Linked DNA regions of Homo sapiens: region 2 is linked to region 1. A link is a contact called in ENCODE Hi-C data. All regions are on one chromosome and are shown on one strand. The core of a region is the stretch at or near the end of the contact, and the rest is flanking DNA. Distances in the headings are between cores, read along the strand shown. Region 1 holds the start of SERPINI1 (serpin family I member 1). Region 2 overlaps TNIK (TRAF2 and NCK interacting kinase).

The links. A loop is a pair of places that touch in the nucleus more often than their neighbours do. Pooled maps may share reads with other maps.
Region 2: a loop to region 1 is called in a pooled map, with 2.2 times the contacts of the local background. The contact joins the enhancer-like site here to the promoter of SERPINI1 in region 1. A Hi-C loop is called at or near these places in 5 of 50 pooled maps.

What each region holds. Positions count from the first base shown.
Region 1 is chr3:167,733,753-167,737,355 of GRCh38, reverse strand. It overlaps SERPINI1 (serpin family I member 1), which reads right to left and starts at 1,635. Exons shown (of 9, transcript NM_001122752.2): 1 at 1,533-1,635. PDCD10 (programmed cell death 10) reads left to right here and starts at 2,464. Exons shown (of 9, transcript NM_007217.4): 1 at 2,464-2,694; 2 at 3,006-3,142. RefSeq lists an enhancer at 2,213-2,652 and a silencer at 2,703-2,832.
Region 2 is chr3:171,265,248-171,268,850 of GRCh38, reverse strand. All of the region lies in intron 2 of TNIK (TRAF2 and NCK interacting kinase), which reads left to right. Among named protein-coding and RNA genes, the nearest start is that of MIR569, 160 kb to the right of the region's middle. RefSeq lists an enhancer at 1,437-1,546. Within about 2 kb of position 1,567, at least 2 of the 41 ENCODE cell types and tissues checked have a DNase peak (open chromatin) inside an H3K27ac peak, as active enhancers do.

The DNA of each region.
Region 1 (3,603 bases), core at 386-2,885:
CTTCTAAGCTCTTTGCTGTTTTTGATACTTAGCTGATTTGCTTAGGGGTAATTAAAAAGCAGCTGTTTTTCTATGATCTATCTGTCTATATATTTCTATGGTATGTGAGAGTGTGGGAGGGAAGAGTATACACACTGAAAAGTCACTTAGGCTTATCGGTAGTAGCACTCAGTAGGACTGAACTTTAATCTGGGAAGAGAATTCATTTGAGCCATTTCTTTTCAAAAAGAAATTTGGGATGCATTACAAAAATAAAATTTAAAATCCCGAGAACTCAGGAAAGCATAGAAATAGGAGAAAACAAGACAATTACTCCATTTTATTGACCCTGGTTATTAAAAAAAAACATAAAGTATTGAGACAGACTCTGAAATATGCAACTGTCACAATGAAAGCATTTCAGAGCAAAATTTGCTGCAATATGCTACTATGATTAAAAGCCATGTAATCTGGGAACCTCTGTAACAAAATGAAAATGAACTAGGAAAATAGCTTCTTACTACTTCTCTAAAAATAAAAGGCTGTAATTTTGTCATAATTACACAAAGGTAGGTGAGACTTTCATCTTTACCCAGCATTACAACTTATTTCCATCCATAGGTATTACAATTAACGTTGCTTTGAATGCACATATAGTTTAATACCGAGAATAAACTATTATTTTATGACACTACATGTGTTTTAAACTGAACCCACTATCATAACACATATTAAGGGTAGTCCTTCAGCACATACTCTCTACCCAGAGAAAAGATTCCCACACAGCTTTCCATGTACTCGTTTTTAAAATGTACACATATTATCGGACACAAATGAGAAACTAACGAGCAGCAGTGAGGTACACCATATGTTTCCATTGTAGGCTGAATCCAGGTCTTTGTTCCAATATTCCAGAGCCACTGGGAAGAAAGCTAACTATCCATTCATTAAAATTCATTTTTACATTATTGCTGGCAAAAGTTATACTTTTGATAGATTAAGTCAGAGCCCATCCTATCCTGACTATTCCTGCCTGCACTTGCTTCTTTAATACGGATTTCTTGCAATTCTAGGAAACTGCAAAATAACCACCCTGGATAACAGGTCGGTAGCAGGACAATCTGATAAACCAACGTAAAGGGTAGACACTGAAGAAGAATGCAAAGTTATTTTCCTAGTGAAATAGTTCAGAAGTTATTCTATATCAATAGCAAAATTTTTGCTTTTTATAGGCTACGCACCTATAACATCCACCAGATAACATCCACCTCGTCCTCAATTAGCAGGATTTTTCTCAATCTTCAGATCTCCCAGAACAGTTTTACTGGTGCAACTCAAACCAAAAACACTAACCACGCCCTTTATACCCAGAGTCAAGCTTCCTTTTGCTTTTTTGCCCTTAAAGTCGAAAAATGTAAATCTTTCACCCGAGAGGTTTTGCACCGGTTTCCTAACCCAACGCGGACTCTTTTAGCTGTGTCTTGATGTAATTCCTATTGGAAGACGTTTTCTCCAGGGCAGTGCAGACGCCCCGAAGAAGGACCCACGCTTACCTCCCACACACCTGCAACCCCTGACGGGATGCTGGAGCTTGTGCTCGGCGGACTGTGCTCCGCTCCGCTCTCGTTCCTGCTTTCGTCTCTCCCGGGAAACTACAGTCCAGACTGCGCCTCTGGCTTCTACAGGGACCCAAGCTCCGCCTCTCCCTCCTCTAGTTGGCGAATTTGGCAGCTGTTGCTCCTCCCCCTGCTGTTTCTGCAGCTGCCCGGACCGGAGGCAGCGGAAAGCAGCTGCCCTGGTACCTTTCCGCTCCCTGCACTTCTGCAGCTGCTCTGCCACTTCCACTCCCGTGGGGGTCCCTCTCCCCTCCTCTGTGGCTCACACCTGGAGCGGCCTCCTGCCCCACCCAGGCGTCTCTGCTGGGAGCCCCGGCTCAGCCTATCCTTCCCCGACCTGTGTGTCCGGATGCCCGGTGTGCCTGGGGCTTAGCTGCTCTCAGGGAAGCTGCCCCTCTGCCCAGTGCAAGTCCCCACACCAAGCCCTCCCTTCACCTGGGCGATTTCCCCGAGGCTTCCTCTCCACCCACACGGCATACTCAGCCCGACAGCCCCAGGATCCCCACCACAGGCCCCTCACCCCCTTCCTTCCTCTGCTCTGTCAGCCCGCCCCCTCAATGGGTGAGGCGCCTGCGGGGCCTACTCCGCACCCTGATTGGCGCAGGTGAGGGCTTGCCCCGCCCTTCCTCTCCTTTCCGTGCACCATCTCTCTTCATCTCACCTCCTCCCGCAAAGGCAGGGAATTCTCCTACTATTGGCTAGAAGTGTCACCACCCATCGCCTCAGGATCCCCCGCATGGCCTGCCGGGAAGTGTAGTCTTCCGATTGCAGGAATTGCGGACAACGCCGGCGAGCGGGACTACGAGTCCCCATAAGCCTCTGCACGACTCCGGCTGGGCAGGATTCCGGACAACGCCTGGTTCCTCTTGGGTCCTTCCGGCGTCGCCGGAGTGAATTGATCCGGGAGTTGAAGAGGGCTGCAAGGTGGGAAGTGAAGTCAGTGCCTCAGTTGCTGGTAAGGTGTAGCTGTTCTGTCCCAGTCCCCGTAGCTCTGCACCGAGCAGAAGAGGTCTAGGGTCACGCAGGGGCCATGGCTGAGGCACTTGGGCTTGGTTCTGGCAGGCGGAGCGGACGGGGCTGAGAGCGGGGCCCTACGGGCGTAAGCGAGGTTACCCTACGCGAGTGGCGTAAAGCGGGTTTGTAAATGCCGCCTGCCGGCTTGGGCCCGAACGCCTCCAGGAAGTCTCCTCTAGGTGGGGGCGGGAGGGGAAGGGCGAGGTTGGCCCCTGGTGCCCCGGGAGAGGGGACAGGGCGGATGTGCCTGGGGTGGGGTCCTTTGAAGGTGTGGCTTCGGACCGAGAGGTGAGGCTGCTGTTTTCCCCCTGCTTTGTAAGTAAGAGAAAAGGGAGGAGGAAGGAAAGGGTGCTTGGGAGTCGGCTCTTGGGGGTGACTCGGGTTATGCCCTTTGAGGGAAGAGGAGCACTGGAAGAAGGAAGAGACAAATGTTGGGGTCTACGGATTCAGTTCCAGTTTAATGATGTGGCCCTCTAAGGAGATAATTTTGCCTTAAACAGAAAGACTTGACCCTCTTAGGTGTCATACCTAAGGTATGTTTTTACTCCTTTACTGCTTTCAGAGCGCTTTCATTTTGGGATGCTGATGAGGAAACCGAGGGATTATATGACGTGCCCAAGGTCACACACGTAGGGACAGACTTTCTGAATCTAGTTCGGTTCGAGTCCAGCTTTAGAGTAGGGACGTTGGTTGTGCTTTTTGAAAAGGGTGGAGGAAGTTACAAAGTAAATGTATTTTATATAGTATATCTAAGAAGCCATTGTGAGATAAAAAGTTGTTTCTTGAACCGGAGTGAAATTCCTCAATAAAGGAAAGATCCTTTTGGAAAAAATAAAAATGGCCAGTTTCAACTTTTACAGATTTTTCCCCTTTTTTTAGGGGTGTATTAAATGATAGACTCTACTCTCACAGTTCATTTTTACGGGTAGGTAATAGGATGGGAGAACAACAGTTAAACAATATATCCCATCCTTAGAAGAATATTCTTTTCTTT
Region 2 (3,603 bases), core at 318-2,817, 3.5 Mb before region 1:
CTGCCAACTGTAACTTCACTGGCATTGTCTATTTTGTCCCTCTTCCAATTCTCTTTCCTACTTCCTGGAGCCTGGACCTCTGGCCTGTCCAATGCCTTCCCTTGCAGCACACCACCCAGCCCTTCTTTCTTTGATTACCTTTCCCTCTGTCTTTCTCCCAAAAGAAAACTCCATTCCTACAGCTAGTCTCTGCTTGAGGTTAGATTTCATGGGGTGATTGAAGTAATTCATGCTCAGGTTTGGATGACTGGTATCAAAGAAAACCAGAGCTGGACATCAGTTAAAGCAGTACAAAGAGATTTTACTCAGGACCTTTGCAATATAGGGAAAGAGACCTTAGTATAGAACAGGGTTCAATTCTGAATACACCAAGTGGCAGGGTGGAGATTTAAAGCCAAGTAGCAGAGTAGGGAGGTCAATGGATAGAAAATTACTAAGGGAGTAGGGATAATTCTTGTTTACTGGCCTCACAGGATTCTGGCTGAAGGCAGGCTAGGATGATCAGATATTACGTGGGGGATGATGGGGGCTGAGGAAGATGATCACATAGCAAAGGTGAGGGATTCTGCCTAAACCAACTTGTCAGGACTCTTGCTAAAATTAGGCAACATAAAGACACACACGGAAGTCCAAAAGTCGAGGCCTGGTTGGGAAGAGGATTTAGAAGAGCCTGACTAAAAGTTTGGTCAATGAGAGACTGTATCACTGGGAAGCATAATATTCTATGAGGAGGGGTTGTATTTTAAATGAGGAGCAAATCAACTCCCAATCAGGCTCAAGTTTTGAGACGGTTTTCCAGAAGGACTCCTCAGAGTGTAGTCTTGATGTGGTGCAATGGAAGGGTCATGCTGAATTTCTTCTGATGAAGAATGAAAGGGTGGCTGAGGCTCTGGGGCCATCAGCAAGGCTTGCAATTGGCAGGGAGTGGATATGAGGTCTTTCTTGAATATTGTTGAATCCGTAGGTCCTAGTACAGACCCTGGCATAAATGGTGGGAGCTCAGTAAACCTGTTCAATAAATGAACGAGTTTCACAGATGAGGAAGCTGACACATGGAGAACGTGGAGAACTTTGCTCTGTTTCCTTTCACATATCAGTTAGGTAAAAAGTTGCCTTTATTTCTCCTGCCCTATCTAAAAGGCTGTAGTCACTAGATAATTGCCAGTCCTTTGCTCATGGATGGCACTGTAATTTATCCTTACGATAAGATGTTATTAATAGGCTGATTTCCATATAAGTATTTAGTCTCTGGAATCAGAAAGATGAGGACAAAGCATTTTACAGTCACACTAGCACATTTTTGAACTCACGTCCATTTCCCATGACTGGAACATTCAGCTTATGAACATGTAGCCAATGGAGAGAAGGATAAATCAGACCTGGGAGTCTCTGAGTTTTGACTTCAGGCTCCTTTCAGTCTTGCCAAGCTGCTTTTCTGAATTAAGTATATTCCCTTTGCTGTATCTTGTTTCATTTTGGAAGAGACTGGCCCTTTACTTTCTCTCAGAACCTGCTGAGGCAGGAATTCTTTGGTACTGTATTGAACAAAGCCAGGTAAAGAGAGCAGCCCTTACACCAGCAGCTTTGGCTGGATTTCTGAGAACCTCTTGGCTCTTCTTAGCAAGATGTCAATTCTGTACTTACCAGTTCTTCTACCGTGACTCAGATTGAGTGAATACTACTATAACCCTAAGATGGTTAGATCAAAAACTCTCCTGTAATTTACATTCTGAATAATAATTTTTAAATGAATCCTTTAAAAAAGTTAAATGCATCCTAAGAAATAGAACATGGATTTATCTGTGCCAGTTTCTTATCAAGAGGAAAAAATTTATAATGCTGAAAATGCCATTTGCCTTGTCTAGGCTTCTCATTATAAGAGAGGCATTTTACATGGCAATCTGAGAGTGAAATGTTTTTGGATTTTACACTGGCCAGGCTGTTCTGAACAGACTCTGAGTGAAAATAGTCAAATATGATAATCATCTGCTTTGGAGAACAGAAGGAAGCCGGTTTAACTTAAGCTGGACTGATTTTTTAAACTTGGAAGACACTGACTTCTGGTTTCTCAAGAAAGGCCAGAGGAAGGAAGTGTTTTCAAGGCACTCTATAATTTTTTCAGATTGTTTTACCAAATTTCTGCTTGGTTCCTTTTGTATAAAATGTACTCTATTCCTGCAAAGGCTCAGGTTTTCCCATGGAAGCATGCAGATTTCACAACTCTGTTGAATGAGATAACTTGGCAAATCTCACAGACGTGCAGTGGAGCAGAGTGACATAATGAGGTCTGAAGACCCTAAGTAGGCGTTTCAAATGCATAAAGAGGAGCCCAGTCATTCTCTGTGTGCCCAGGTGACAGCCTGGGTTGGGGGCAACCTAAGGAAGAGTCATTCCTCTCTACTTTGAGAAAAGATGAAAGGAAACTGAGAGGGAAAGATTCCTCCAGAAGGTGTTTGCTTTGTTTTCCCACTCTTATGTATTAGACCCTAATGTAGGCTTTTTTTATTTAAAATAATATTGGAATCCTTTATCTCCTTAGCAGTTACCTCCTGGGAAGGGTGGTGAATGACAATTTAATTCCTGGAAATGTTAGCAGCTTACAATACTTTTGTTTCATTTTCTAAAACTCAAGTCCACAGTCCTTTGTCAACAATGATCTCAACTGTGGAAGAGAAACTTTTCCTTTCCTGCTATTTTCTTCCTTTTTCTCTTCTCTTTCCTCCTATCTTCCCCCCATCTTTTCTTCTTTCCCTCCTTTTTTTCCTCTCTCAACCCTGACAGCTTCCTGGGCCCGTGCCGCATTTACATCTGCCACCTTTTGATTCTAGATTGCATTTGGAAGTATGCTGGGCCATGTCATGTATCTGAATTGGAGGTGCCATGACAGCCTGGCCGGCTATGTCTGGGGACCCCAGGAGCCATGGGATAACTGAACAGCCAACTGCAGATTCTTATTTGATAATTCTTTCCCTTCTCATGATTTTAAAAAGGAAAAAAAAATAATGCTTATTTAAAGCAATCACTAGTGACTCAGATCAACCCTCCTTAGGACTCAACCACTGTCCAGTCTCTTTTTAAGATTCCACTTTCCCTCTGTTTCCCCAGTAACCTTGATTAATTACATTAATATTGGCTTATCACATCCCTGGTAGCTTTCACAAAATGAATCACCTTACAAAGATAATTTTAATTACCATTCCCTTGCAACCTTTAACCATTCTTGCATATGTATTTTGTTGGTAGCATCTGCTTGAATTGCAAATGCAAAGAAATTAAACACTTTAAGAGTGGCTTTCTTCCAGTTTTGTTTTTCACCAGTTTTGAAATCTCTGTCTGCCCAAATTAATGCAGGTCTGAGACCACTCAGTTCATGTAACTACCTGTTGTGTCATTAAAGACAAAAGAATCCAGTTCCACTGAGAAGGCTCTTCTAGCCTGTGGCTCTTCTAAAAAGAAGTCAGTGTAGGTTTTGAAAATGAGCATCCACACATCTTTAAAATGATCATTGTCTGCTTAGAAATCCTATCCAAATTGGTCCTAAGTCACAATTCCTCTAGATTTTCTCCTATTATTTGAAATATTTTCAGTTTTTGATTCTTCAAA